Linked DNA regions of Homo sapiens: region 1 is linked to region 2. A link is a loop called in an ENCODE intact Hi-C map of the cell type or tissue named here. Cell type or tissue: GM12878. All regions are shown on one strand. Links, peaks and the distances in the headings refer to the core of each region. The heading gives the core; the rest is flanking DNA.

The links. Hi-C counts contacts between places; a loop is a spot of excess contacts. Peaks named below come from ENCODE experiments on the same cell type or tissue, not always from the same donor. Only the 100,000 strongest peaks of a DNase experiment are listed, where the experiment ranks them.
Region 1: it touches region 2 in a loop (2.1-fold over the local background); 1 of 110 quality-filtered maps calls a loop at or near these places.

What each region holds. Positions count from the first base shown.
Region 1 is chr13:103,024,640-103,039,931 of GRCh38, forward strand. No RefSeq gene overlaps it. Among named protein-coding and RNA genes, the nearest start is that of SLC10A2, 34 kb to the right of the region's middle. In GM12878, for the core only: no CTCF peak of the experiment used is centred there; DNase peaks (open chromatin) are centred at 6,284 and 7,062; H3K27ac peaks cover 4,424 bases.
Region 2 is chr13:102,964,483-102,979,774 of GRCh38, forward strand. No RefSeq gene overlaps it. Among named protein-coding and RNA genes, the nearest start is that of SLC10A2, 94 kb to the right of the region's middle. RefSeq lists enhancers at 1,604-1,653, 6,222-6,421. In GM12878, for the core only: no CTCF peak of the experiment used is centred there; a DNase peak (open chromatin) is centred at 6,249; H3K27ac peaks cover 1,633 bases.

The DNA of each region.
Region 1 (15,292 bases), core at 4,911-9,910, 61 kb after region 2:
CATTGTTCAACTCCCACTTATTAGTGAGAACATGCGGTGTTTGGTTTTCTGTTCCTATGTTAGTTTGCTAAGTATGATGATTTCCAGCTTCATCCATGTCCCTGCGAAGGACATGAACTCGTCCTTTTTTACGGCTGCATAGTATTCCATGGTGTATATATGCCACATTTTCTTTATCCAGTCTATCATTGATGGGCATTTGGGTTGGTTCCAAGTCTTTGCTATTGTGAACAGTGCTGCAATAAACATACGTGTGCATGTGTCTTTATAGTAGGATGATTTATAATCCTTTGGATATATACCCAGTAATGGGATTGCTGGGTCAAATGACATTTCTGGTTCTAGATCCTTGAGGATTCACCACACTGTCCTCCACAATGGCTTCACATTTAAGTCTTTAAGCCATTTTGAGTTGGTTTTTGCATATAGTGTGAGATAAGGGTCTAATTTCATGCTTCTTCATGTGGATATCCAGTTGTTTCAGTGACATTTATTGAAGAGACTGTCCTTTTTCCATTGTGTGTTTTTGGCACCTTGTTAAAAATCAATTGACTGTAAATGCATGGTTTTTTCTTGAGTCCTTTCTTCTGTTCTGTTGGTCTATGTATCTGTTTTATGCCAATACTATGTTGTTTTGATTACTGTAGCTTTGAAGTTTATTTTGAATTCAGGTAATGTAAAATCTCCAGTTTTGTTCTTTTTGCTCAAAATTGCTTTGGCTATTTGGGGTCTTTTCTAGTTCCGTATGAATTTTAGAATTGTTTTCTCTAGTTATGTGACAAATGCCATTGGAATTTTGATAGGGATTATATTGAATCTGTAGATCACTTTGGGTATTATGGACATTTTAACAATATTAATTATTCCAATCCATGAACACAGGATATCTTTTCATTTATTTTTGCCTTTCTGTATTTCTTTCCTCAATGTTTTATAATTTTCAGTGTATAGGTCTTTTGCCTCCTTCGTTAAGTTTATTTCTAATCATTTTATTTTATTTTTTGGTAGCTATTGTGACTGGAATTGTTTTCTTGATTTCTTTTTCGGATAGTTTATTGTTAGTGTATAGAAATGCTACTGTTTTTGTATGTTAATTACGTATCCTGCAACTTTACTGAATTATTGGTTCTAATAGTTTTTGGGTGGAGTCTTTAAAGTTTTCTATATATGAGATCATGATGTCTGCAAACAGAAACAAATTAACTTCTTCCTTTTCAATTTGGGTGATCTTTTCTTTTCTCCTTCCTTCCTTCCTTCCTTGCTTCCTTTTTCTTTCTTTTCTTTTCTCTTTTCTTTCTTTCTTTCTCTTTCTTTCTTTCTTCCTTTTTTCTTTCTTTCATCCTCTCTCTTTCTCTCTTTCTTTTTCTCTTCCTGTCTTTCTTTGTGATTAGGTGATTTTCTCTAGTTAAATACTTTGATTCCTTATTTTTTATCTTGTGTATGTACGATAGGTTTTTGCTTTGTGTTTACCATGGGGCTTACATAAAACATCTTATAATAGGCCATTTTAAGCTGATAGCAACTTAAATTTGGTCACATTGAAAAACTCAACATTTTTATTCTGTCTTCCCCATTTTATCTTTTGCAGGTCACAATCTATTTCTTTTCACATTGTGTATCCTTTAACAAATTATCATACTATTATTGTTTTTAACAATTTGGTCTTTTTGCCTTTATACCAAAGATATAAGTGATTTACACACTACTATTATGGTATTACAATATTCTGATTTTGACTGTGTACTTACTTTTACCAGTGTATTTTATATGTTTATACATTTTCATATTACTAATTAATTTCTCTTTTGATTTGAAAAACTCTTTTTAGCATTTCCTGTAAGACAGGTCTGGTGGTGGTAAACTCCCTAAGCTTTTGTTTTTTGGGAAAGTCATCATCTCTTCTTCATTTCTGAAGGATAAGTTTTCTAGATACAGTAATCTTGGTTAGTAGTTTTTTTTTTTTCCCTTCAGCACCTCAGATATATCATCTGACTCGCTCTTGGCCTGCAAAGCTTTTGCTTAAAAATCTGCTGCTAGCCTTATTAAAACTCCCTTATATAAGATTTGCTTCTTTTCTCTTTCTGCTTTTAAGATATTCTCATTGTCTTTGATTTTGGACAGTTTGATTATAATATGTATTGATGTAGCCTTGCTTGGATTGAATCTGAATGGACACTTTTAATCTCCTATATATTTATATTTGGAAAGTTATCTGCTTTTATTTTGTAAAAATAAGCTTTCTATTACTTGTCCTCTTTCCTCTCCTTCTTAAACTCCTATAACTAAAACATTTGCTCTTTTGATACTACCCCATAAATCCCATAATTTTTCTTATTCCTTTTTATTTTTTCTCCTCTGACTATATATTTTTAAATAAGCTGTCTACAAGTTGACAGATTTTATTTTCTGCTTGATCAATTCTGCTGTTGATGGCCTCTACTACATTTCTCATTTCATTTATTATAATTTTCAGGTCTAGAATTTGTTTTTTTAAAATCATTTTAATCTCTCCATTAAATTTCTAATTTTGGTCATTTATTGTTTTCCTGATTTGATTGAATTGTTTGTATTTTTTTGAAGTTCACTTATCTTTCTTAAAACTATTATTTTGAATTCTTTATTAGGCAGTTCATATATCTTCATTTTTGGGGGGGGTCATTTACTGGGAGATTATTGTGTTCTTTTGCTGGTATTACATATCCTTGGTCTTTCATGTTTCTTGTTGCCTTACATTGATGTCTGTGCATTTGAAGAAAGAGAGAGGCATCCTAGTCTTTGCAGACTGACTTTATTTGGGAAACTCCTTTGACAGTCAGCCTACTCAAAGATTTTGGGCAGGCTATTTGGCATGATCCATGGACGGGCTTGCTGCTGGAGTTCTCTGGAAGTTCGCCTTGGTGCTGGGCCATGAGGTTGAGCCTGAGGCTTGGATCCACTGGACCCACCTGTTGGTTGGGTCCACAGAGAGGATATGCTTGCAGCCTGTATCTGTGAAGCCAGGGTCCATAGAGGCTGTTCTGGTGGTTTGGGTTCTGAGCCTGAGTCTGCAAGGACTGGCCAGGTGCCAGGATTGGCTTGGTACCTGGGTCCACTGAGGTGGGCCTGGCACCTGAGTCCATAGGAATGGTCCTGGGTCCTGGATCTACTGAGGGGTACCTGGATTCTCAGTCCATGGGAACTGGTCTGTCTACCAAGGCCTCCCAGGCTCCAGCTGGGTCTGTTGAAGCATGGGGCTATAGGGGCCGACGTGGTGGGTGAGACTGCAGGGACCCATCTGGCACTAAGCAAGCCCAGAGCTTGTGTCCACAGGTGTCCACAGGGCATGAGGCCAGGGGTGCCAGCCTGGAGAGGGTTCAAATCCTAGGACTCTGTGGGCCAACCTAGTTCTGGGCTGTTCTAAAATCTTGGGCAGGCCTGGAGTTTGGAGCCACAGGGACTTGCATGTTGCTAGGTGTGCCTGGTGCCTTTACCCACAGGTGGGCCAATGATAATCTTGAAAGACACAATCTCAAATGCCATAATCTCAAATGTTTAAAATTCTGAAAGATCAAAATCCCCAAAATATATTTCTGAAAAAAATTAAAAAATTCTTTAAAAGACATTATTTACATTTTAAAAGGGGATTTACTTTACAAACACATAAAAACACAACAGAACACTTCATAGGCCATTTTACAGAATAAAATAGAAAATATTAACTTACATATTATTGCAAGAGACTTATTGCAAGTACTTATTGCAAGCATAAGCACTCAAGTATACTACTGACAGTAGCATGAGTAGAACAGTTAGGAGCAGAGAATCATATTCCTAAAGAATTAGATCAAAAAGCAAAATGCATGAACACACATCACTATGGTTGGTAATTGTGTGCACCCAGCTTTATAACTGCAGTGATCTAAAATACCATGATGAACAATCTAAGTCTTTTGGCAAGATCAATCAAAAACCACAATGGGTTACTACTGCATATGCAGTTGCCCAAAGAGCTGAGATCTCGAGAATTTTATATTTCACAAATGCAGATGTGTAAAAAAGGACATCTCTTCATTTATTGAAGGAAATTTCAATGTTTTTACATTGAGAGTCAGGGAAGCTGATGGTATTACTCTCAGTCCAAGCCTGAAAGCCTCAGGACCTAGGTGTCTGCTAGTATAAGTCCTGGAGTCCAAAAGCTGGCAAGCCTGGAGTTCTGATGTCCAAGGAAGCAGAAGAAAAGCCTTTCCCAGCTCTCGGAGGGACCATTTCACCTTCTGTATTTGTTCTGTCTGGGACCCTTGCTGATTTGATGGTGCGCGTCAAAGCTGAGGGCAGATCTTCCCCACGTAGCCCACACAGACTCACACATTAATCTACTCTGGAAACACTCTCACAGACACACCCCAAATAATTTTCTACTAGGTTTCTAGATATTCCTTAATTCAGTCAAGTTGACTCTAAAAGTAAGTCCACAAGTCTACCCTTTGTCACCTTGTACCCATACATAGCTCCTTAAACCATACTCAATTTTCAAACAAAGGCAAAAACAAGGTATATTTCATCTAAAATGACACAACTATCCTGTGATTGTGATGTTTGAAATTTTATTTATTTATTTATTTTTGTGACAGAGTCTTGCTCTGTCACCCAGGCTGGAGTGCAGTGGCATGATCTTGGCTCACTCCGCTTCCTGGGTTCAAGCGATTCTCCTGCCTCAGTCTCCCGAGTGGCTGGGACTAGAGGCATGTGCCACCACAACTGGCTAATTTTTGTGCTTTTAGTAGAGTTGGAGTTTCACTATGTTGCCCAGGCTGGTCTTGAACTCTTGACCTCATGCGATCCACCCACCTTGGCCTCCCAAAGTGCTGGGATTACAGGAGTGAGCCACTGCACCTGGCTTGATGTTTAAAATTTTAGATGTTAGGGATTGTTGATATTTCAGCATTTGGGATTATGGCATTCAGGATTGTATCTTTTGGGATTGTGGTCCAAACTTGCAGAGGTCAGCCTGGAGGATGGGTCCAAGGGTGCTGGCTGGATGACTAGGGCTACAGGAACTGGCCTGGTGCTTGGGTGGACCTGAAACCTGGGCCTGTGGAGCCCAACCCTGTGACACCTAGTCTATCAGACTGGCCTGGAACCTGGGGTTGCAAGATCCTATTTGTGGCCGGTGCAGACTTATAGGCTCAGTCCACGGTTACTGGCCTGGAGCCTATGGCCACAGGGGCTGGTCTAGTGCTGAGAAAATCTGGTGCCTGTATCTCAACTGATGGGTCCCTGGCCTGCAGGTGCTGGTTTGATGGCGTGGGCTCTGAGTGCCAGCCTTGTGCTGGGCCATGCCTGAAGCCTGGTGCTGTGGGGGTCAGCCTGGTGCTGGGGGTGGTCTAGAGACTGGGTTGGCTGGGGTTGGCTTAGTGGTGGGGCAGTTCAGAGACTGTGTATACATTGCAGGCCTGGAGCTTGGGCCTATGGGATCCAGTCTGGTGCCTGGGTAGGCCTGGAAGTTTAGCCTGTGGGTATTGAGCCAGAGTCTGTGTCCATCTGCACCTACTCAGTGTTGGGTTTTACTGGAGTGGGCTGGGTATTGGGGTTCAAGGCAAAGTTCTATGCTCTCCTTCCTTTCCTTCTCCTAAGCAGAAGTTATCTCCTCTCCAGCCTGTGCTGCCTGGACATGGGGGAGAGGTGACATGGATAATGTGAGACTGTCCTTCTGACCCTCTTCAAGGTGCCTTTTCTCATTTCTGTGCCACACCCAGGTGCTGTAATCTCTTACTTGGTTTCCTTGCCTCTTGTAAGGTATTTTCATGCATGGATAGTTGTTCAAATCAGTGTTTCTGTGGGAGGCATGAGTGCTGGAAAATTCAATTCCACCATCTTGCCAACATTTTTTCACATAAGTTTTCTTAATATTGCTAATGGTCTTTATAACTTTGTAATTGATTTATTTTCCTGTTCGGAGTGTTAAAATGTACAGTGATAGAAAATGATGGTAGATTGGAAAGACTTCATCTAAAGATGTGAGAAATTAAACGGAATTTTATGCATTCACCAGATATTAATTATATAGCTGCTCTGTGCAAGGTGCATAATAAATGAATATTTACCAAGGACATTTATATTTTAGAATGATCTAGATATTGTATGACATTGATTGGAATGTCGTTTATTTGAGTGGACAACATTACTCGAGCCATGCTAAAAGGATTTCCTGGGAGAAATGAATCTATTGCTTGAGTTTGAGAAAAGCAGTCTTGATTTAGTGGAGATATAGTGGAAAGAACCTTTTCTAAGGATGGGAAGAATGGCAACAAAATAGAGAAATGAAAGTTGTAAAAGGGCTAAATGAAGCATGCACTTACAGCTTAGAAGCTTTGCCCTAATTGACTTTACATAAGACAATATATTTAATGTTGTGAAAAATGGGGTTAATGAAATAATGATGTTAGGGAGGCACTGTACTGAAAAGCTTTAAAGACCATGGCTAGGAAGTCAACAAGACAATAGTTGAGAGACTGATTTTTACACTCTTTTCTTTATGTTTAGACCAATCTTCTGGAGTGGCAATGTTTTCCGCTTTGAGTTGTTAATTAGATCATCTTAATTAAGGATCAAAAATGTGAAGGACAATATATAGTATTCTTAAGAAAAGCAACTCATCTACTCTCAGTGCCCAGTGAAGTGCCTGGAATGTGATATTTGCTCAATAAGCAAGGAATGTTCAGATGAATGACAGGTCCCTAGCAAGTTCAACTCTTCACTTTCCTGAGCATTTATTGCACTACTCATTGTTGATCATAAATTCCTCTTTAACTGAATAATCACTGCTCCTTATATGTTGAAATCTCACCCTTGACCAATTCACAGAAACTCAGAAACTTTCCAAAATAGGAATAGTCCATCTGAACGGTGGTAAACAAGATACTAAAGTTTGCATAATGGAAAACAAATGATGCATAAAAGCTGTGTGCAATGACTTAGAAAGAAAAAAAAACGACAATTTTTAACCTACATCTGCTTCTTTAACTATTTTGGCATGTGAGAATCAGAGTCATGCAGGCATACAAATATTAGCACATCAGAAGACTGCCACATGTCTGCTCAGATGCCTTTTTGGTATACCTCTATGCTGCAGAATAGACTCAAAATAGCAAAAAGCAAGTCAATGTTGTCATATTTGAAATGACTGAAGGTAGTTTTGAACTTTCTCACTGAAGCAACTGTCATGGGGTTAAAGACTTCTACCAAGGCTGCAATGAACCATAAAATCATCCCCACATCTGACATATGGTTCATAACTGAGGTTGAACACCCATCAAAGATCACAAAGTGATATTTGACAGCAAATACTTTTGTGATATCATTTGTTTGGATTTTTAAGAGTGAACATATATATTATTAATATTCCCTTTCCTTTGTGTTTATTGCCTTCCCATACATTTTTTAGGAGTTTGAAAGAAAAACTTCAGAAAAATACAACGATAAGTGTCAATAAATTTTCTGAAGAGAGTTTAAAGACATAGTTAAAAAATTTTTTTTTTTTTTTGATGGAGTCTCACTCCGTCACCCAGATGGGAGTGCGGTGGCATGATCTAGGCTCATTGCAACCACCACCTCCCAGGTTCAAGTGATTCTTCTGCCTCAGCCTCCCAAGTAGCTGGTATTACAAGCATGCACCACCATGTCCAGCTAATTGTATTTTTAGTAGAGATGACGTTTTGCCATGTTGGCCAGGCTGGTCTTGAACTCCTGACCTCAAGTGATCTGCCCGCTTTGGCCTCCCAAAGTGCTGGGATTACAGGTGTGAGCCACCATGCCTGGCTGTGATGTGATCTTGGCTCATTGCTTCCCTCCTGGTTTCCAGCCATTCTCCTGCCTCAGCCTCACGAGTAGCTGGGATTACAGGCATGCACCAGCACGCCCAGCCAATTTTTGTATTGTTAGCAGAGATGGGATTTCACTATGTTGGCCAGGCTGGTCTCGAACTGCTGACCTCAGATGATCCGCCTGCCTTGGCCTCCCAAAGTGCTGGGATTACAGGTGTGAGCCACCATGCCCGGAAAGATTTCTTAAATAAAAAATTGTCTCTTGTCACAGACATGGATGTTCTTCCAGTTATTGAGTAAAAGGAGACTGCTGACACCACCACAACCACATCAACAATACTGACAATAGCAGAGAACAACCACGTTTTATAGATGCAGCAAGTGAGGCTGGTGAAGGGTAAATAGCAAAACCAAGGTTACATCACTATGGCTAGGAAATGGCAAAGCTATGATTTGATTCCAGGATTTTCCAACTCTCTAGACTACTGTTGAGTTCCCAATTATCTCTTATTACATATATAGTTGTATATCTACTATTCATGAGGTGTCTATGGGAGATTGGTTCCAGGACCCTCCACAGATACCAAAATCCAAGGATACTAAAGTCCCTTGTATAAAATGGTGTAGTATTTGCAAATAACCTATGTATATCCTCCTGTATACTTTAAATCACCTCTAGATTACTGAAAACACCTACTACAAAGCCTACACATGACTTCATTTGTGTGGATTCAAAGTGGTACTTGGCATGGAGCAAATTCAAGTTTTGCTTTTTGGAACTTTGTAGAATGTTTTTTTTTCCAAATATTTTCAATCCACGGTTGGTTGAATCTACAGACATGGAACCCACTGATATGGAGAGCAGACTGCCTATGATGGTGCTAGTCTTGGTGGTTGAGTCATACAATATAAGACAAATCCCTGCTCTTTTGAGGATTATACTCTTGTCAGGAAGATAAGAAATGTTTAAACAGGCCAGGCGCCGTGGCTCACGCCTGTAATCCCAGCACTTTGGGAGGCCGAGGTGGGCGGATCACCCGCGGTCAGGAGTTTGAGACCAGCTTGGTCAACATGGAGAAACCTCGTCTCTACTAAAAATACAAAAAAACTCGCCAGGCGTGTTGATGCATGCCTGTAATCCCAGCCACTAGGGGGACTGAAGCAGGAGAATTGCTTGAACCAGGGAGGCGGAGGTTCCAGTGAGCTGAGATTGTGCCACTGCACTCCAGCCTGGGTGACAGAGTGAGACTCCATCTCAAAAAAACAAAACAAAACAAAACAAAACAAAAAAAGAAAGAAAAGAAATGTTTAAATAAGCACTCATCAAAATACAGGGCAATAAACAAGATGTGAAAACTTACAGAACTCTACACAGGAAAGTGGAGGAGAGAGTTAAAAGAATAGGTAGTCATTTTTATCAGAGAGATGTATGTTTTGGTCCAAATCAGTTGTTTTCTGTAATGTAAAACATGCTATTATTTACCAGGACATGCAAATCTACTTGAGGAGGGAAGACATAGCATTTGCATGAATGTTGCAGCTCTGTATAATTTCAGAAGATATTGATGTGATCAGGGAGGGCTACACAGAAAAGGTGGGGCTTGAGTGGGACCTTGAAAGATGAGTGAGATCTGGATGGGAAGAGGAAAATGTTCCGGGCCACTGCAATTGTTCACATAAAAGCATGGAGTTGAGTGTGCATGAGGAGTGACTGTAACATATTGAGTGAATTGGCCTTTTTAGAAAATAGGTTTTCTGGGGAAGTGGTACAAGATAAGACTAGAAACTTATAATAACCAACAGAGAACACCTGGCAGGAAGAGAGAAGCTGACTGAAGGGGAAAAAGAAGATACACGATTCATCTCTCAAAATTGCCTTGGGTTGGTTCTGTTTATATATTAATGTTTTTGCCTGGGATCTTTCCTCAAAAACTCTTATTTTACCATTAAGCACCAAAACCAAATGAATACTGAAATAATTATCTGAAAAAAGAGGAAGTAAAAGTTGGGAAATTATTTCCATAACAGTAGGGTATTTCCTTAGGTGAAAAAATTTGAGTTATATCTTTTATTATTTTTAATAGTTTACTAAAAGTAAAGTCCTTGGAGGGTAAAAAAATAAACTCTTATCTTCAGTCATTCTTCTTATCTTTGAAACTTATCTGATAAGAGTATTTTCAACTTTTGAGTTGCAGGAACAAACATTCTTAATAAAATTATATGGTACTTTCTTTGATATCTGATTTCTAGCTCTGTTTATTGTCTTTCTTTTGGCATTAATATTACTATTACTGTGCTTTTAAAAACAGGTCATTCAGATTTGTTACTTTTAAGTACATAGAAAACCTTCGAATGAAATGTTTTTCTAGACATTTCTTTTATAAGAACAGGAACAAGTGTATATGCTTTTTCTCATTTTAACTGACTACTAATATGCAGTATTAGCAAGTCAATTTTGGGCATTTCAGGAAACAATAAAAAAAGTAAGATATTCTTATCCTGATATTTTCCTTTTTTTTTCTATTTCGTGGTTATAAATGAAAAACATTTAGGGAGTTCTACTTATAAAGGTCCTCTTGAGTTATATACTCTTTGTTAATAAATTGATGTAGAACGTGTTTTCTCTCCTTTCAGGAACCCGTTATGTGTAGATTTTGTTCTGCTTTAAAGTTAGTTTCCCTTTTTATTCTTCATAGGAAGTATACAAAGGCAAAATGAAGTACGTAGACATTAAAGAAATACCCAGTCCTTTAAATCACTGGAGTCAGTCAAGCAAAGACCTTAAGACACAGTCTCAGGCCTCCCAGATTATGTAAATCTCTCTGAGGGAAAAAGACTTATGTGCAAGAAGTTGTGAAGTGACATTGCAGATAGAATGTCAAAATTTATTACTATTATGTAGACAATATTAGAAGAATTCAGAGAAGATGAGAGGCCAATGAGCAGCACAAGTCATTCTTGACATCTATTCACAGAGGTAATAGGGCAAATTTTACATATATGAAAAGCGTGAGAGGTGCTCTTCAGAGCTAGAGAAACTTGAGTCTGGACTGATGCGCGTAAACTACCTGGGACAGTGGGGGTCATTTAGACATGGTGGACAAAAGTTGGAGTCAGGTTATGAGCAGATTTGAAGTCTAGGTTGAAATGTATGGGGGCAGACATCCCCTGTGATAAATTCAGTATCTAAGGCATGTTATATGGTACAACATTTATCCATTAAATAATTCTTTCATTTATTCATTGAACAAATAGTACTTGACCCCTAATATTCACTGAACATGTAGTCAAGTGTGGGGTGTATAAGGCTTTAGAGAAAGGAGAGACTGGAATAAGAGAAACCAAGATGCTGATGTAGTTGTCCAGATACGAGAAAATGATAACTATTACTAGAATAAAGTAATGAAAACAAAGAGGAAGGACTGGATTTAGGAGACTTTTTGAACTAGGATTAGACCAATCATTTTAACTGGTTGGCTATCGGGCATAAAGGAAAGGAAAGAGTAGAAGACAGCTTCAGATTTTCAGTGGGCTGACTGAGAGAATCCTATTGATAGAAAGAATGGAATTAAGTAAGTGGATCCAATTTTAGTGTGAAGAGGACAGGTATCACCTTAAAATAGTAGGGTCTTGTATGCAATTAGAGATATAGGACTGAAGCTTAAATTAAAGATCAGGATTGGAAATAGATATTCGAGTCATGAACAGTATAAAGTTAAGGCCAATACATCTAATTTAATAAGGCAAATTACTTATTTTCTATGCTTGATATCACAGAGGCAAGAAATAAATATCACACATGTTCACAACTGCTAGGAGAGATCACAGAAAGATGAAGAGAAGACTTACAAGGGGCAGAAAAATGGGAGGAAAATGGGAGCAGCCAAGTGTCACATGTGTTGAGGTTTTCAATATTAATTTTGATAGACTTCTTATTAACAAATACTGTTGATTGTCTACTATGAGCTGGGTACTATTTTAGTCAGTACATTTATAAGACTGAGTATAAAAGTCCCTGGCTTTATGGAGGCCACCTGTCGGTGGGGTGAGTGCAAGAGAGGTTGAAATACTATAACATTGTGTGATACAATACACAGGCATTTTAACTAAATGACATAGATATGAAGATTCATACTATGAGTGTAACCCCCAAATAGTATAAAATATATTTTAAAATGGAACATTTTTCCTCTTAGGTTTATGATTCAGTAATCTCAATGATAATAAAATAGACCCATAAAATAAAGATAAGTTGAAATGTGGAATGAACAGAACCTGAGGTGTATGACTTATGCCCATCACCATCATATATAATACAGCTTCTTTCCAAGTCTATACAGTGTTCAAGTCCTTGAAAGAGGGAGTCGGTAAAGGGACAGGGCAGGACTAGGCACTTGAGATGTGTTTGTTACTCTGGGGAATGAAGCTGCTGAGCAGGCCTTTTCTGCATTGTTAGAAAAGTGTGTAATAAACAAAGGGAAGAAGCTTCAGTAAGCTGGACAACACACACGAGTGATAATCAGAAGGTCTCTCCTTTGCAAATACACATCTTGCTTTTGCAAGGATAGTGTTGTATCTCATGGAAAGCTGTGTAAATATCAGGATCCTGTTTATACTAGTTAGACACATGAAACATGCTTGCACATGCTCACATACATACACACAAACACAGTCACACAGTTGGCTCTTGGGTAACTGTCATCCTTTCTCGTAAGTTTTTCCATGGAATTGATGATAATTCAGGTAACGGTTAAGTATGGCCCTACATAAATGCTTGCTTGTTTAGCCAGGAAACATTTGGTATGAACAGCAAGGTGTGACTGTGAAGGGGTTGCTGATATGTATGTGTGGAGTCAATGTATGTTTCGTGAGTTAAGAGATGATTTGTTGCAGGGCTAATGATATTTTGAAAGACAAGAATAAGATACAACACTATCCTTGGAAAAGCAAGATGTGTATTTACAAAGGCGAGACCTTCTGATTATCACTCGTGTGTGTTGTCCAGCTTACTGAAGCTTCTTCCCTTTGTTTATTACACACTTTTCTAGCAATGCAGAAAAGGCCTACTCAGCAGCTTCATTCCTCAGAGTAAAGAAAGAAGCTGTATTATATATGATGGTGATGGGTGTAAGTCATACACCTCAGGTTCTGTTCATTCCACATTTCCACAAGAATAAGAATGCCTTTGCTAGGTGGCATGGAAAAGGAATAAAGACATTTTGAAACTTTTAAACACCTATATGATAGGTCTCTGATATAGTCATTAAAATCATCATTAATTTACTGAATAGTCATCAAACTATAACTATTTATGAGGTTTGGAGAGGGTTTGAAAGAAAACTAACAAAATAAGCCTTTGCAAAGTGCCAAATGATAGTGCAGAAAATAAAAATGATGGGAGTTTAGAAAGGGTGGAGAATAATGATATAACCAAATATGAAAAATAATTGACAGTATCTTAACCAATATGGTAGTGCGTGTCATGTAAGATAAAGTGAATCCTGTAGAGATAGCAGTTCATGCTGGACGAGTGATTTTATTCTCACCTCCTTGGCCCTAGGGAGGTGAGAGATTCTTTTGAAGGGAGGCTGGATTTAGCGGCAACTTTAAGCACAGGACCTTATTGAGTATCAATAAGATACGTCCTGGGGGAGGTATCAGTGTTTGGCTTGAGGGAATTTCTCAGTTCAACAGTAGACTTTTCAGGCGAAGAAGAAAGAAATCAAATATCCTAGTACGAGCAGAGAGGCGAGAGCTGAAAATGTTGGAAGAGACAACATATGGGGGATCTCGTGACCAAAGGCAGCAAAGCCCTGCAATGCTGGTGATTCATTCATGGTCCTTTATATCATAAGAATTAACACCCAGGCTATAAAGTTAATTATATTATATCACTTGAGCATTTGGGAGAACATAATTTGACACAGCACATTAAAAATCCCTGGCATAATGAATATATTACTCTAGGATTCTAGCAAGGTCTAACGAATAAATATTTAAAGTTTAAGTACATTCCCATGAACTCAGTCTAGATTCACTTGATAAACTAGATAAGCTTACAGTTAATGAATTTGTTCTGGTTGACTGAGTTAATAATGAGTGCTTAAAACTCGCCTAATGCATATTTACTCAAAAGTCTTAGGATGGTATGAGTGATGATTCTATGTGCAGTTGGAAGCCCAATGTAATAAATATGTATTCAAAAGCTTTAAAAACCATCACTACACATTAGAATTACATAATTTTTATTTTGTTTTCTGCCCTCTATCCCCACCTAATTGCTATATGGCAGGACTTTATTTTTATTACTGCAAATAAATAGTGTAATTATCCTTTAAAGAAATTTGTAATGGTCTGGTGGAGAATTAATAAAAATCATTATAATTGCACTGTGTACAAATGAAATATTTTTAACACATAGCTTGGCAGTAACTATTTGGAAATTTAACAAGTAATTTTTATTCTCTATCTCTGCAACTTCTATGTTTATTACTTTTAAATTTAAGTCTATGGGGAAGATTCTTTTGGCTTGGAAATGAGCAACGTTTTAAATATTCCGATTCAGAGCCAATATGAATATAAGTAGGCAATAAGTTTCCTTTGTGATAATGAGAGATATGGCAAATCAAATGTTATAGTCATTGTCTTTATGGAACTTTCCACCTTATTGTGCCCCAAGCCAAATGCTGTATGGAGAGACTGCCTTGATATTCCTGTTAGCCTTTTAAGTTTTCTGTTGTTCACCATCACTGATTCCTCAGGCATTTTTGTGAGTACCTTATACCTAAGGCAATTCCAGTGACAGGGATCCTCAGGTCTATAAATTAGGAATCCTTCCAGCTGCAAGTGATAACATATCTGGGTAACAACAGATTAAGTAAGTAGGTGTTTGTTTTGCTTAGGTGTCAAGTTTACAGGCTGGCAGCTATTGGCTTTGCTTCAGTGGCTCAACACTGCTAGAGCTGGTTCTGTGCTGTTCTATAGTCGCTGTTGCAGTACCAGGCAACCCTTTGTCTTTAAGGCAGCAGGAGGTGGGAGAAGGGTCAATGACAGGTGTCTCTATTACCTCGATAGCAACATCAACAAAAAATTACCAAAGGCTTTGCTAGAATCTTCCTGAAGAGATTTCTGCTTCTATGTAATTGTCTAGAAAGGTGTCACATGGCTACCTAGCTGCAAATGAAGGTTGACATGTGAGTTTTTAGTTGAGGTGGGAATCGGAGAGGGGGTTGGAAATGAGTGCTGGGTTAACCAGACAATAGTATCTGCTACACCTGAAAAGCCTGTGCCTTACTGGTGAGGGGCAGAGATTCTTAGGGCCAGTGGGAAGGAAGAAGGTACAAATGGCAGAAACTGCAAGACCAATGGAGAGGTTCATTTCTCTCCACTCCATCCATACTCACCAGACCTGTACATTGACCCCGGGGAAGCCATGTTAACCCTTGAAGCCACTTTTAATATTTCTTTCTCTTGATTTTGTTGTCTCATAT
Region 2 (15,292 bases), core at 3,634-8,633:
CTTTAACAGGAACAATCCAAATTTCACCTGTCCCACAATGCTCACAGAGGACTTTAAATACTTAGAAATTCCCCAGGTGTGCTTAGAAGTGTGTCTATCACTGCCAGATGTGAACACAGTCCCCCAGCTTTAAGAAGGCAGCGTCTGGGTTTTGCTGTGTTTGCAGATCGCTCCCATCTCTGGTAGCATGTGAAGCCCTGGAGCCCAGGGGCGATGGGACGTGCATGACATTTTATTGTGGAGCAGAGGGAGGAACTGCTCTCTGTCTTCTGTCCCCCTCTTCCCCCATCTTTATTGTTATTATTATTATCTAATATTGGTGGGGGGAAAGGGGTATTTCCCTAAGCTGTGTGTTTTTAGTGAAACAGCTTCTCTGGTTCCCCTCCCCTCTCCCTCACACATGCTCTCCCTCTCTTTCTACGGGCCTTACTCAGGTGTTTACTGTGGGCTAAATTGGGAGACAAAGCCGAATAATAGAACCCTTTGTGCTGGGAACCTCCCGACATGGAGACACCGAGGCTTTCCTCCCAGCTCATGCTCATTCTGCCTGTATTCTCTTTCTTTTGGTGGGGTCTCTAAGAGGCAGTTCCTTCGCACCTCTTCCAGATGTGCTTCTGATGGGCTCAATCTGCAAATTCACTGGACATGTCTAGGTATTTGTGACTACCAGCCTAGGCTCCTGCTGGGACCCCAAATATACAGCATCTCCAACTTGCTGGATATTGTATACTTCATGTAGGAGCATACACTTCATGTATGTCCAGCAGGTTACCTATGCACAATATGGACAACCTTTGGCAATTCCAGGTTTGAGGAAGAGTTTAGATATCATTCGGGCCTTATTTTACCTTTGTTATTTCATGCCATGGTGTCCACCTCATGGCTGAACTCCTTTACCAATAGAAGGGCAGAGGCAGATACAGAAAGCAGCTTAAATATCATTTTAGCAAGCAGCTTAAATACCATTTTAGTAAGGTGTATGGTGAAGGAAGCAAGTAAAAGGATTAAATCAAATGAAACGTTTGAAATCAGTGATAGATTTCAATTACACATAGACTTCTTTCTTCTGAGCACAAGGTTAACAGCAGATTGAGTGTATGTGCATGTATATCTCCACATACACACCAGTTCCCAAATAGAACATGTTCTTTTCATTCTACCTGTAATATGGCTGGGAGATCAAAGACTAACTCCTGTTGCTTTTTTATTTCTCAATATCTGTTGAGAAAGTGCCTCTGTTATGTTTCCAGTTTGTAGAATAGATCTTGTAGAATTTTAAAAGTAAGCCAAAATGTTAGTGGAAAAGATGGGTGTGTGTGTCTGTGTGTGCATTCTATTTTCCACAGCTGTCACCTGCTTTGCAAAGATGTTCTTAAAAGGTACAGAGAAATCCAAGGCATTGCCCATGATGCACTTAGGCACTTAGCCTTGAACCATACTCAGAATGACCTTCTCAAATCCAGTAAACAGAAGCTCTGTGACTATTTTATTACATGCTGCGATGCTCACAGTCATAAGTAGTTACCCTGAACTTTCACCCCTTTTTGGTTTTTGAAGTTATGAAACAGTGAACTTGAAGTGACATGTATAGAGGAAACCTGCCTTAACCTGCTCCTAAATGGCTTCCCTTTGCACGGTGTCCTGAACAAAACTGAAAACATATTCTACAAAGTAGTTATATTTTTGATCTAACTAGTGGAGAAGAAAAGAGGCTAAAAAAATAAAATTCAGAGGAATCATATTTTTATAGATATAAACCTTTTTCTTTCCAACTTTTATTGTAGGTTAAAGGGATACATGTACAGGTTTTTTACATGGGAAAATTGCATGTGGCTGGGGTTTGGTGTACAGATAATTTTGTCACTCAAGTAATCAGTATAATAGCCGATAGGTAATTTCTCAATTCTCACCCTCCTCCCACCTTCCACCCTCAAGTAGGCACTGGTATTTTTTGTTCCCTTCTTTGTGTCCTCAAATAGACATTTTAAAAATTCATACAAAAACATTAGGTTATGGCTGGGTGCCGTGGCTCATGCCTGTAATCTCAGCAGTTTGGGAGGCCGAGGCGGGCGGATCACCTTTGTTTGGGAATTCAAGACCAGCCTGACCAATATGGAGAAACCCCATCTCTACTAAAAATACAAAATTAGCCAGGCATGGTGGCACATGCCTGTAATCCCAGCTACTCAGGAGGCTGAGGCAGGAGAATCTCTTGAACCCAGGAGGCAGAGGTTGCGGTGAGCCAAGATTGTGCCGTTGGACTCCAGCCTGGGCAACTAGTGAAACTCTGTCTCAAAAAAAAAAAAAAAAAAATTAGGTTTTTGTGATGGTTGATAGTTTCCTAAAAATATCACCCTGGAAATGTTTGATTTTCATGGAGTTTTATCAAGCACTCATCAATCAACCAACAAACCAATCAGTTAATCAGTATATACATATTTTTGAGTGCCTATTATATGTCCAGGATTTCATTAATGAATGAATGAATAAATTTACTTACTTGACAAATATTTATTAATTTCCTTCTTTGTATAAATAAGGCACAACTAGGTATTGCCAACACTACAAAGTGCAGATACTTTCAAGAAACTTACAGTTGATTAAGGGAGACAGAAGTGTGAATGCATGGTTTAAATACTATGTAACAAGTATAGTCATAGAAGTATTTTTAGGGTAGCGAGATTCACTCATTCATTCATTCAATTACTCATTTGCTCATTCATTCGACTTTGGCTTATGTTCTAGACAATGTGTTGGGGTCTGGAAATAGCAGTGTTAGACAAGACAGAAAACCAGCCACTGTTCTCATGGAACTTATATTTTCATGCAGAAGGGAACTGAACAAACAAATAAGTAAATGCATTATATAAATAAATGCATTTTAGAAAAGTAAATAACATGAAATTGTTACAAGTACCATGAAGGAAAGCAGGAAGATGCATGAGAATGTAGAGCAAATGTCCTTAGAGATACTTGGAAATAAGCAACTAACTAAATAACTTTGCTTTTAGCTTCTAAGTATTCGTATGTGAGGTCATGTGTGCAGCTCTGAGTGGGGCCACCATCTGAAAGAATATCAGGACGCATTAAAACCTTGACTGCACACAACTGGGCTGGGTAGTGGGACAGGAGCTGGTGCAGGAATCAGTAGATTTGGTCTTCAGTCTTGGCTTGGATATTAATGACCTTAAGATATCACTGAACACTTCTGGGTGTCAGTTTTCTCACTTGTAGATCAACTACAAGTTCATCTACAAATTGGGCTGGGTGATCTGTAAAGCCCTATAATTCTGCATTCCCAGTAGGATAGATGCATCCTCAGCCTTTTACAGGGGGCTAAGTTTTACATTGAGACAAAATGTGTACATATGCTTGGCAAGTCTTAGCGCACTATACAACACAATCACTGAAGGAATTAGGCCAGATAGATTCATGTGCACATGCTCAGGACTCATCCGTATGGGATTTGGAAGCAGAGGTAGTTCATCAAAGGCACCCCTCCTCCAAAGACCATGTGCCTTACACAGTTTCTAGGTCTGCCCGCTTTTAAAGATTTGATGGAAGAGTCACCTGTGCACCTTATTTCACTTATGCATTTACCTAATCGGAGAAAAGTAACAATAGACTTCCAGAGCAGGAGTAGAAAGAAGCAAAGGAAATGGTGGACAAAGGCTCCAGGTGTGCTGGTTGGGCTCTGGACCCAAAATCCAAATTCTTAGGTTCCAGTCTAGGCTTGCCACTTTCCAGCCTTGACTCACTGGGCAAGATACTGAGCCTGGCGTTCTTACCATCGTCATATAGGTAAGTGGTAGAAGTTGTCCTGAATTAGTGGCATTCTGACTTCATCTTTAGCGTTAGATACTCCTTCCAAACAAACCAGGCATGAAATTCCAGCATGCCTGACAGAAAAAAGGGGAGCCACACTGATTGAAGGAAAGCTTGAAGACCTGTGGCCATGCTAACTGGGCCTTTCCCTCTCACTCCTAAAGCAGTCTTGAGGCAGGAAATCAGGACTTCTGGAAATCCAGTTTGGAAGCCCTTGGGCTAAAGAGCATCTGCATTGATGACAATCTGGTAATATCTCCATGCATAGTCCTTTGAAGTCCCCTCATTTGTCACCAATGCACCCACTGACTTTTCCCCTGCTTCTACTAACTTACTACGTAAAAGGACACGGGTGAATAAAAGAGTCTTTCTCCCTCGGTTTCTGAGCTTTGGTGGCTTTGAGTACTGGAGAGCTCAACTGCAGGTCCCCGCCTTGCTGCTTCCATATTCCAGCTACTCTTCTTTAAGTGAATGCTGGCTGGCATTTAGGGCAATCTGGAGGGTTAATAAGAGCCCCCCATGGCAATTTAATCCTGCATTAGGTAAAGACGCTGTACAGACTGTGGAACACTTGACTTATGCAAATATGACCTTACACAGATTGTTCTATGAAGCCCATAATAACATTTTAGATATGGAAATTTCCACTGTGGGCGGAAACACAAAGTTCTGCGGTGTGTGGCTGATTGCCGGGAAGCCAGAGTGCTGGGCAGGCAGGGCCATACAAGGGGAGGGCCTTCGGACTTTGCTTTCACGTTGCTCTGTTTTCCTATGGATTTTTGCTAGGCTACGTGTGCTATTTCAGTATTGTTTGTGTTGTTACTCCATTTATTGCATTCTAACTGTGACTGAATAAACCAGGTAATAGCAAGGGGGTACATTAGAAGAAAAAAAATGAAAGTTTAAAGGTTCTTAAAAATGCCAAAGCCTTTATTCCATTGTATGTGGATTTTATTTGGCTACTTCAACATTGAAAAGTATTTTGAACAAAAGCGCAAGCACAAAAGAGCACATAATGTTTTCTGCACATGGTGCAATGCTTAAGAGTCTAGGTTTTGGAGCTAGACAGATGGATTCTGAGTTTTGTCTCCTCTTTGCTATGTGACCTTGTCAGATTACTTACTGTCTTCCAGCTCAGTTTATCTTCTGTAAAGTGGGTGTGATGATGATACTGGAGTCTCTTAAGATTTTACTAAAGATTAAATGAGATAATACATGTAAAGTGTCTAGCTTTTGGCCTGGTACTTACAAAATCATACAACTCACAATTAAATTTCATTTTTGCATTGTTGGTAATGTTTACATTTCATAAATAGCACCTGCTGTGATAGCACTATGGATTTTTTTGAGTACTTACAAAAGCAGGATCTAAATGAAAAGTTAGCGATAATGCAGATAAAGGATGAAATTTAAAAATGTATACTATGTATTCAAATGATGATTCAAACAAGGAAGATAGAGAGCGAAAATATAATGCTTATAATGCAATGCTGTGGGAAGCCATGGGTGGTTCAATAGATTTAAAATTTGTGCCAATGTTCAAAATGTAAAAGTGAGAGGTTGAGAAGGCTAGTGCAGTCATAAAAGCCATAAAAATTATCCTAAAATGTTATGAATAATTATAAGGAGAACCTGGTATGGCACATAGCAACTTTTTGTTGTGAATTAAATTGGGCTCTTTTAGGGAATGATGTCAAAAAGGGGCAGACAATAAACAGTATTAAAGACCACATAAGCTAGTCATGCATTACTTTTCCCAAAGCGTTCAGTGTTAGTTAAAGCTAATACTGGCACTGGTTTATCATTTAGAACATCCATGTGTACTCGAAGGCCTTGGCAAGCTTGCAAATGTGTATATGTTTGAGCCAAACGTGCTTTGAAAGACACTGGGAGCAGCATGGGTGAAAAAAAGTGAGTAGATCTGGGCCTCTGTGAGGAAACCGAGGACTAGACCATGCTTTTATCTTTTGAGATCTTTGGCAATAGAATAACCATCAGTCCTAATTGCTTAGTGTTGCCTGACGCTCTCTTTCCATTATGTGAATTTATATTTTTATCTTCTTGACTTTCAGTTGCTGATAGGTTCTCCGTGATTGACTTATTACATTCCTGTTTGGCCTACATTTACTTGGAGTACACCTGTATCATTTTGAGAGAGACCTTCTTAGTCTTGCTAAATTGAAAGCTTCATTTATTTACTTTTTTATTTTTGTCTAGAGTTGGACTGGCAAGGCCTCTGAAGTTGTGAGTTGACTTCGCCTAGGCTGCTTGTTCTTCAGTCTCAGAACATCCTTAGCCACAGGTCATCTTTAAGAGCAATTTACTTATTTCATCTTGGTGAGAAAGAGCACTTAACATGAGATGGACCCACTTGACACATAGGTGAAATATTGCGTAGCAGATCTCTAGAGCTTATACTTGCTGAGCAGCAGGTGTTCACCTTTGTAACTGTGGGAACTTTACACTTGTGGAACAGTAACTCTCTGTTTCCCTTTCTTGTAGTTTCTGGCAACTGCCATTTTACTTTCTGTTTCTATGAGTTTGACTATTTCAGATCCCCCACATAAGTGGAATCACTCAATATTCATCCTTCTATTGCCACAGAAAAACTTGCATCAACTGATGCTGACTTGGATAACCTGGGATTTTTTTTTTTTTTTTTTTTTTTTTTTTTTTGGTACTGAGTGCAATGGCTGGACTCAGTACCAAATGGCTGGAGTGCAATGGCGCAATCTCGGGTCATTGCAACTTCCGCCTCCCAGCTTCAAGTGATTCTGCTACCTCAGCCTCCCGAGTAGCTGGGATTACAGGCGCCCACCACCCCCAGCTAGTTTTTGTATTTTTAGTAGAGAAAGGGTTTCATCATGTTGGCCAGGCTGGTCTCGATCTCCTGACCTCAGGTGATCCACCCGCCTCGGCCTCCCAAAGTGCTAGGATTACAGGCATGAGCCACTGCGCCTGGCCGGATCACCTGGGATTTTAATCTTTCAGCCTAGCACAGTGCCTGGATTGCAGGAGGCATTCAACATATACTCTTTGAGAGAGGTCTTATTTAGAGTCACTGAATTAAAAGATTTATTTTGCCTGGGTGTGGTGGCTCACATCTGTAATCCCAGCACTTTGGGAGGCTGAGGCAGGCGGATCACCCAAGGTCAGGAGTTTGAGACCAGCCTGGCCAACATGGTGAAATCGTCTCCACTAAAAACACAAAAATTAGCTGGGCATGGTGGTGGGCGCCTGTAATCCCAGCTTCTCAGGAGGCTGAAGCAGGAGAATCGCTTGAACCCTGGAGTGGGAGGTTGCAGTGAGTGAAGATTACGCCACTACCCTCCAGCCTGGGAGACAGAGCGAGACTCCATCTCAAAATAAATAAATAAATAAAAGCTTTATTTATTTACTTTTTGCCAAATAATAAATTTTTGTATGCTTTGGATGCATGGAAGAAAATGATTGTGGCCAAATATACATGTTTACCATAAAATCAATTTATTGCTAAGTACTAAAGAGTAAAAAAATTACAGATGCGACAGTAATAACAGCAACATTTATCCATTGAGCCTTTCTTGCCTGCCAGCCCTGGTGCTAAGCTTCACGTTCATTTAATCCTCACAACAATCCTGGAAGGTATGTATTAGAATCTCCATTTGTAGATGAGTAGCAGTATTTTAAAGTTTGGAGAATAGCCCGGAAGGTCACAGTATTGTTGGAACTGAGCTCATGCATTGGAGATTATGGAATGATTTGATCAGTGTTACTCTGCTTCCTTCGTTGTCTCCAAGCTCTGATGGAAAAAGTTGCAGACCATCTTAGTCACTACCTGGGCAAGCTTTTCTTTTTTTTCTTTTTGTTGTTTTATTTCAATAGCTTTTGGGGTCCGTGTGTTTTTTTGTTATATGGATGAATTATATAACGGTGAAATCTGAGATTTTAGTGCACTCATCACTTGAGTAGTGTACATTGTACCTAATGTGTAGTTTTTATCCCTAGCCCTCCTCCCATCCTCTCCTTTCTGAGTCTCTAAAGTCCATAATATCACTCTGTTTGTCTCTGCATACTCATAGCTTAGCTCCCACTTGTGAGAGCTAAGTGAGAACATATGGTTTTGGTTTTCCATTCCTGTGTTACTTCACTTAGAATAATGGCCTCCAGCTCCATCTGAGTTGCTGCAAAAGACATTATTTCATTCCTTTTAAAGGCTGAGTAGTATTCTGTGGTGTGTATATACCACATTTTCTTTATACACTCATTAGTCGATGGGCATTTAGGTTGGTTCCACATTTTTGGGTAAGCTTTTCTTTCATAACATACATCTATTTGGTCATTTACTTTTAGTTTTGCCATTCAGGGTGACAGAGATATTTTAGATGCTCTGATTATGTTAAAGAATAAACCCCAAGAAAGGTGTTTATTGAAATGCAGTTAGTTTATCCAGACATATTCCTGGTTCTTAAGCATGTTTCCTTGTTCAAGTTCAACCGTTTCAGTTTGGTTTCCTGCTAAACTTGGAGGAATCAACTATTCTCTTAGAGTAAGGATTTTGCTTCTTGTCTCTGAAATGATGGACTTGAGTGCCCTGTGAGACATAAATTGCCAACATGCATCCTGGCGTCCTGGAGTGAGGTTTAGAGGGGAGTGGTAAGACTGTCCTAGAGTAGTTTCAGTGGAAATGTCTTTCTCTCTCCTCCACCCTCTCGCTATCGTGTTTTCTCTCTCTCTGCATTGTATGTTGAGGAGCACCAATCCCATTAGTAATAAAAATCAATTGCACTGAAAACAGCTGTGGTCAGAATAACTCGAAGGAACCATTCTTCAAAACCCACCGCTGCATGTCAAACCCCAGACTTCACAAACAGGGCAGTAGTTTGATCTTAAATTATTTGAATTTACCTTATATTCTTTGGCTGTAAATAAATAAAAAGCCCCTTTCTTCCTAAATTTAAATCAGAACTGTTACTGAGTTAATTTAAGAAATTTGCTCAAGCTAATTTGCAGTCATTAATTTCATGCAGATTTTTAGTGCTTTGTAAAAACTGCCCATGAAGAAAATCCACAGACAGATATTCTGGGTAAGTGCAGAGACATTAGGTTTCAAACAGCGGGCATGGGCATAGGCACACCTTTTAATTACACTGAACTTATGATGGGTCAACATTTCAAGGTTGATCTGAATCGTGCGTTACCTTGAGCACTGTCATCACACTCAGGGCAATCACTGACCTTGAAGGAAAACAGTTAATAATGAATAGCAACTCAGCAATTGGTCATGTCACAAGATAACTGGGAGAGAGAGGGAGGAGAAAGAGAGAGAGAGAGAGAGACGGAGAGACAGAGAGACAGAGAGAGAGAGAGAGTTAAAAACATGAAGCTAATGATTCCTTGGGCTTTGTGTTCTTTTTCCAAGATACAGTGAACATGCACTCAGCCATCCATCCATATTTTCTTTCCAACTTCCCTCCAGCTGTATTTAGGAACCCTGTGTCTGGCTGTGTCTTTTGTTTTGTGACCTAAACTGGCTTGTATGGGAATAAAACTTGCCAGCCTTCTTCCTTGTGCATGTTAGAGAATGAGTATTGGTTGAATGGATTTTACCCTCATCTCGTTAGGATTATGCTCCAAGAAGTGTGAGTTAGTTGCATCACAACTCAGAAACTCAAAACTCTTAAAAACTCATAATTTTTCCTCTTTTTCTTTTTAAAAATTCCTTAAAATAAAAACCTCTCCTTACTTTCTCTAGGATGAGGAAATCATCCTTAACATAGAAAGATAATTATTCCACATTATTATTATTTTTATATTCTTTTCCTCATCTTCTTTGTGGTGGTACCACATTTTTTTCTTAAAGCACAAAATAATTTTTTTCAGCCTCATGCTAGTACTGAGACGTACCTGTTGTTAAGACGATCGGTTACAAAGCATGTTCTTAAATAAAGTACCTGTCTTTGGAAAGCAAGCCCCCCAGTATGGACTGAGTGGGGTGAGCAACGAAGGCAAGGTGGAGGCACAGATCACCTGTGCACCTCAGGTGTGGTCTCTTCCAGGCACCCCCCACCTACTATCCCGTCTCTGTCCTTCTGTCCACTGAAAAGTGCCTGTGACAGCTCACTGAATTCCAGCCTCACCTCCCTGACAGGGCATCTGCGAACAGAGACTTGTAAGAATTCCTGCCAAGTAAGCTGCAGAATGCAAAGTGGTATATGAATATGTAATAGCAGCCATTATCAGTTGATCCCCCTGTCTTTGGAAAGAATCATTTCATTCATTGTGGAGAGAAGGAGGGGCAATTTCAAATGGCCTGAGGTAAGTGGCATTTCATATATTGCCAATCAAATTAACCTTGAACCTTTCTCTGCTACTTAGAATTCCTGTTCTTTTTCTTCTTTCTCCATCATTGAGAATTAAGATGATGTGTATAAAACCACTTTTCTCTCTGCAATACTGCACTTCATCTTCCCCTCCCTCCCCAGGGAGGAGGGAGAGGAACAGTTCTGTGCATCAATCAAACTGACTGAGACTTACAGTGGAGAAAAGTGAGACTCTGTCACCGAATGCAGGAGATACAATGGTGTCTCCGATGCAACCCAGTAATTGCTTCTCCCAAACTCCCCTTCCCTCCAGCACTGGATTCGCAAATGCAGCTTGATCTGAGTCAGGCTGCGTGAGCCTCAGATCAGAGCTGCCAAACATGCCCTTATAAAATGTTACAGGAGTGTGGATCTGAGACTCTTTCGTTTCCTGGTTCTCACACGTGGAATTTGGATCTTTGATAGAGTAGGTCTCTTTGGAGCTCCTGGCTGATTTTCTCTTTATCTGAGCAGAAAGAAAACATTGTAGAAATGTGTGTGGTAGGAGGCTGTTAAATCTGTGCATTTTGTAAATGAGTATTTAATAATCATGTACCTTTTCAATAAAATCATAGGTACACTCACATATGCACACATGCTGTGAATATATACATTTTTCTTTCGTAACTTGATCTCCCTGGATACATTAAGCAAATAAGAAATCTACCCTTTTAGACAGGCCATGTCTTACTGCTAAATAGTCATTCTGCTAGTTAGAATGACTATTTTATTTCAATTGTGCTCTCCATTTTCTAACCCCCATAATTTTATTTATGCTGTTCCCACCTGGACTGCCTGTCCCTCCCCCTCAACATTTCTGCCATGTATGTAACCTGATTCTGTAACCTCAAGACGACACAATTTTAATCCTATCCACTGTTAGGTCTTTGTCTTATACCTGCCTTAATGGAAGTGATTTCTTTCTTTTTTAAAACCTTAATACACTTCGTAGCTATTTCATGGTACTTACTACATCATATTTTGTATTATATCTATGTGGTTCTTATTTTCCCAATTCTCCGAAATGTTGTGATCTATGTAGGCAAGAGCTATGCTTGATATTCATGTGTTTCACACCTAGAGGCAGAAGGATTGAAGAAGGTTTACAAAAGTTTACAGAAAATAAAGGAAATTAAAAATAAATGAGAAAAATGAGGCCAACAATTTTTCTTTGCAGCTGGACAGTATCTGGAACAGTGCCCTTTAAGAAGAAGGGTGGGGTACTGCGAGTCCCCCAGGTGGAGGTGGTCTCCAAGCTTCTCTAGTCAGCAGGCAATGGAGCTCCTGGTCAGCAGCTAGAGTTTCGTCAAGTGCACCCAAGCTTGGACAGTAGATTTTGTTACTTTGTATCCATATTCCACCCAATTTATATTAATAGTTACATCTGAGCAAATAAATATAATATACATTAAAAAATACACTTTTATCTCTAGGATCTGTGCCCAGTGAGGTAAAATGAAGTCGGATCCATAAGAGAAAGTGAGAAAGTGAGTCTTGGTCTTGGTATTGGATAAAGTACACTGGCAAGCAAGAGCAGATTCTTGTTTGGGGGATGGTTGGGCAAATATGTAAAGGCAGTACCAGAAAGAAATTGTGGTATATGTGGAGATAGAGATAGAGATGATAGAGATAGATAGATAGATAGATAGAGAGAGAGAGAGAGAGAGAGAGAGAGAGAGAGAGAGAAGCTCTCTGTCAGGTGGAGTAGAAGGGTCAAGTTGAATATTGCTGATAACAGTACACTTACTGGATACTCTTACCAAGACTGAGGAATATCAGAATGAAGGAAGTAGATGGAAGGTTTTCTTTAAGGTTATACATGTATTTATTATGTCATTGTTATTTCCCTCTAAATAATAATACACTAAAAATTACGGTGACCATAAAATTGGTTGTCCAAACTGGAATATTTCTGATAGTGGAAGGTGACACTGTTATTGATTCAGGATGGCAGCCACAAGCCAGCCCTTTCCTTGGCAGCCAGGATGTCCAGTCACCTTCTTGGTAGTGATTGTCATTTCTGTAGATGTGATCAAAAGACCAATGTGACGATTGGATTTTTTTTATACTGAAAATAGTTTAGGTTTATCTTTAATTGTTCACTGAAAAGTCTTTTTTTTTTTTTAACACAGCCTTACAGAATCACAGCTGGTCATATCTTCCTCCATATATTAGATGCGCTTTCCTATAGTGTTTTCTAGACAACCACAGGATGGTCGAATTCCCTCATGGAGTGCTATGGATTTCCTCTGCGTCTTTTTCTCCCTCTTGACTTAGCTAGGACTTCTGTTGTCCTAGTATGCCACATTTCCATTTGGGTGAAGTTGTATTAGGATAGGCATTGCTTTAATCTATGGCTGTGCTGTTGATGACTTTCTGCCATTTAAAATTCAGCAGGGCTTGGGGTGATGTTGATTAAACGAACCAAGATGTCAGATGTGGGGAGAGCCTAGTTTCACTACTCATAAAAAAATTCATAACAACATTGCATTACGATCCATTGGTTTGGTTTGGATACAGTGTGCTATTAAGAGTGGCAATGTGAATGGCAGGTATGTCTAATTTAAAAGAAGGTAAAGTTCCCCCTATTCCCCCTAAAGCTTCGTTCACACTGACAAAGAGAAATATAGTGTTGTTTATCTAGAAAATTCAGGCTGAAAGCATTTACTACCAAAGACTAAAATTATACTGTCTTGAATGACCTATATTGATGGCTAACATTGATTAAATTCTTTGAATTATTGCCTAAACCTTTATTTCATTTATCTAGTGTAGAAAATAATGCAGAGGTGCTCTATAATTGAATGCCTGGCAGTCTGAATAACATTCCTTAAAGGGTTTCCAGTCTTTTAAAATGTTATCCCCATTTTGGGAGCAGAGAGTTGGAACAATAGTAGTCAAAATTCTAAGGATGTACTTAAAAATTGTGAATGGAACGATGTTATCTTAACATTGGAAAGCCAGGTGGGAGTGACTGGAACTCAGGCACTCACTGTTTTTTTGTTGTCTTGGTTGCTTGGGAAAGGGAAGGGAGCCAGCTGATTTGATGTCTTATGTATCAAGAATGCATAACCATCCACACATAAATAAAAGTTTTACAGTATCTAATAATCTGTAAATGAATACTGATTTACAATGAAAACAATTATCCCTGTACAAAATGTCTCAATACATTTATTATGGTTGCTTCAGATCAAGGATCAGATCTGATAGCGTAAGAGTTGGGTACGATTTGTCTTCTCCAGCTGTTCCTGCCTGAATCTGAGCTCCACCAGTCACTGAACATTGGGTGATAATAGACATTCTAGAAATATGTGAAAGGCAGCAGAGAGAAGGGCTTTGACAGCCTTTCCTTTTACCAGCGGCAAAGACAATGGCTGGCAGGAAGGATCCTTCCCTTTATGCAATTATGTCTTGGGAGCTCCAGCAAAACATAGTGATTTTTGTGCTTTCATTTTTAAAAGCCAAAATGCTCTGAACATTTCATGCTTTCTTCATAATCCATTTTCACATTTTCCATTACTCAGAGGAAACGGGAGGCCTGGGCTTTAGATACAAATAATCAAAAATACTTATTCACTTTTCATATGTTGCTGTTGATGCTTCGTTAATATCGTACAAAGCAAATTCGAGAAGGCTTCACTAAGGAGAGTGGAAATGGTCTAGGAGATGATGTCAGCTCACAAACAATGTGAAAGAGAAAAGTTTCTGTTTTCAACTGGAGGAAAACTTGGCAAGGACTTTATTATCTGGTTAGGACCTAGTCATCTCTTGATTTCCACACCCCTACTTTCAATTCTGTATCAGCTTTGTACAAGGACCAACACCAGAATGGTTATATTTTAATTGCTTTTACCTAATGAGCTTGTAAATTGGATACATTAGTTATTATACCCTGGGCAGTTTTCTCCTTTTGTGAAAGTTATGAAGGGATAAGACACTTTTTATATGGTCTTTTGCTTCTGCGGTCACGTAGAACGTGTTTTTTTTTTTTTTTTTTTTTTTTTTCAGATGGAGTCTCGCTCTGTCTCCCAGGCTGGAGTGTAGTGGCGCGATCTTGGCTCACTGCAATCTCCACCTCCCAGATTCAAGCAATTCTCCTGCCTCAGCATCCCAAGTAGCTGGGACTACAGGCGTGCGCCACCATGCACAGCTAATTTTTTGTATTTTTAGTAGAGATGGGGTTTCACCTGCTGGCCAGGATGGTCTCAAACTCCTGACCTCGTGATCCACTCGCTTCGGCCTCCCAAAGTGCTGGGATTACAGGCGTGAGCCACTGCACCAGGCCAGTCACATAGAACTTTTAACTAATATCATAACAATAAACACAAATAGGATTTCAATCAATGAAATAAACTTTAATTTGAAATCTGGGTGCTCATTCTCTTGATAAATATTTATCACATTTAAAAAAAATGCACCTAGCTCCTCTGATGAGATAGCAAGAGAAAAAACTTGGGACCACTTCCTCAAGGAGCTTAACTCCCAATAAGACAGAAAATTTTGCAAGTCATACATGCCACTATAAGAGAGATATGAAATTCTACAAGAGAGATACAGTTTAACTTTATGTGATTTTAGACACTATTTCTACTCAGGTGAGCTAGGAGTGATCCATGGAGGAGGAGACATTTAATCTAACAGTTAAATTGTACTTAGGATTTAGACATTTGAAAATGAGTCAGTTTATGTAATATTTACTTATTATCTAGTTATTATTACTGTTAGTTATCTATTGCTACGTAACAAATTACCTCCCAAACACAGTGGCTCAAAACAACAAACAGTTACTATTTTGCAGTTTCCATAGGGCAGGAACTTGGGAACAGCTCAGCCAGGGGTTCTGCTCAGGGCTCTCATGAGGTTGCAGTCAAGTTGTTGGCCAGTGGTCATCTGAAGGCCCGAAGGGGGATGGAGGATCTGCTTCCAAATGGCTTGCTCTTATGGCTCCTGGCAGGAGGCCTCAATTCTTTGCTGGCTCTTGCCAAGAGGGCTCTGTGGGCAACCATGTGGGCCTCTCCATAGGCTTGCCTGAGCGTCCTCATGACTTGGCAGCTGGCTTCTCTCAGAGCCAGCAATGAGAGAGAGAAAGAGAAAGAGAATGACAGCAAGCACACAAATAATAC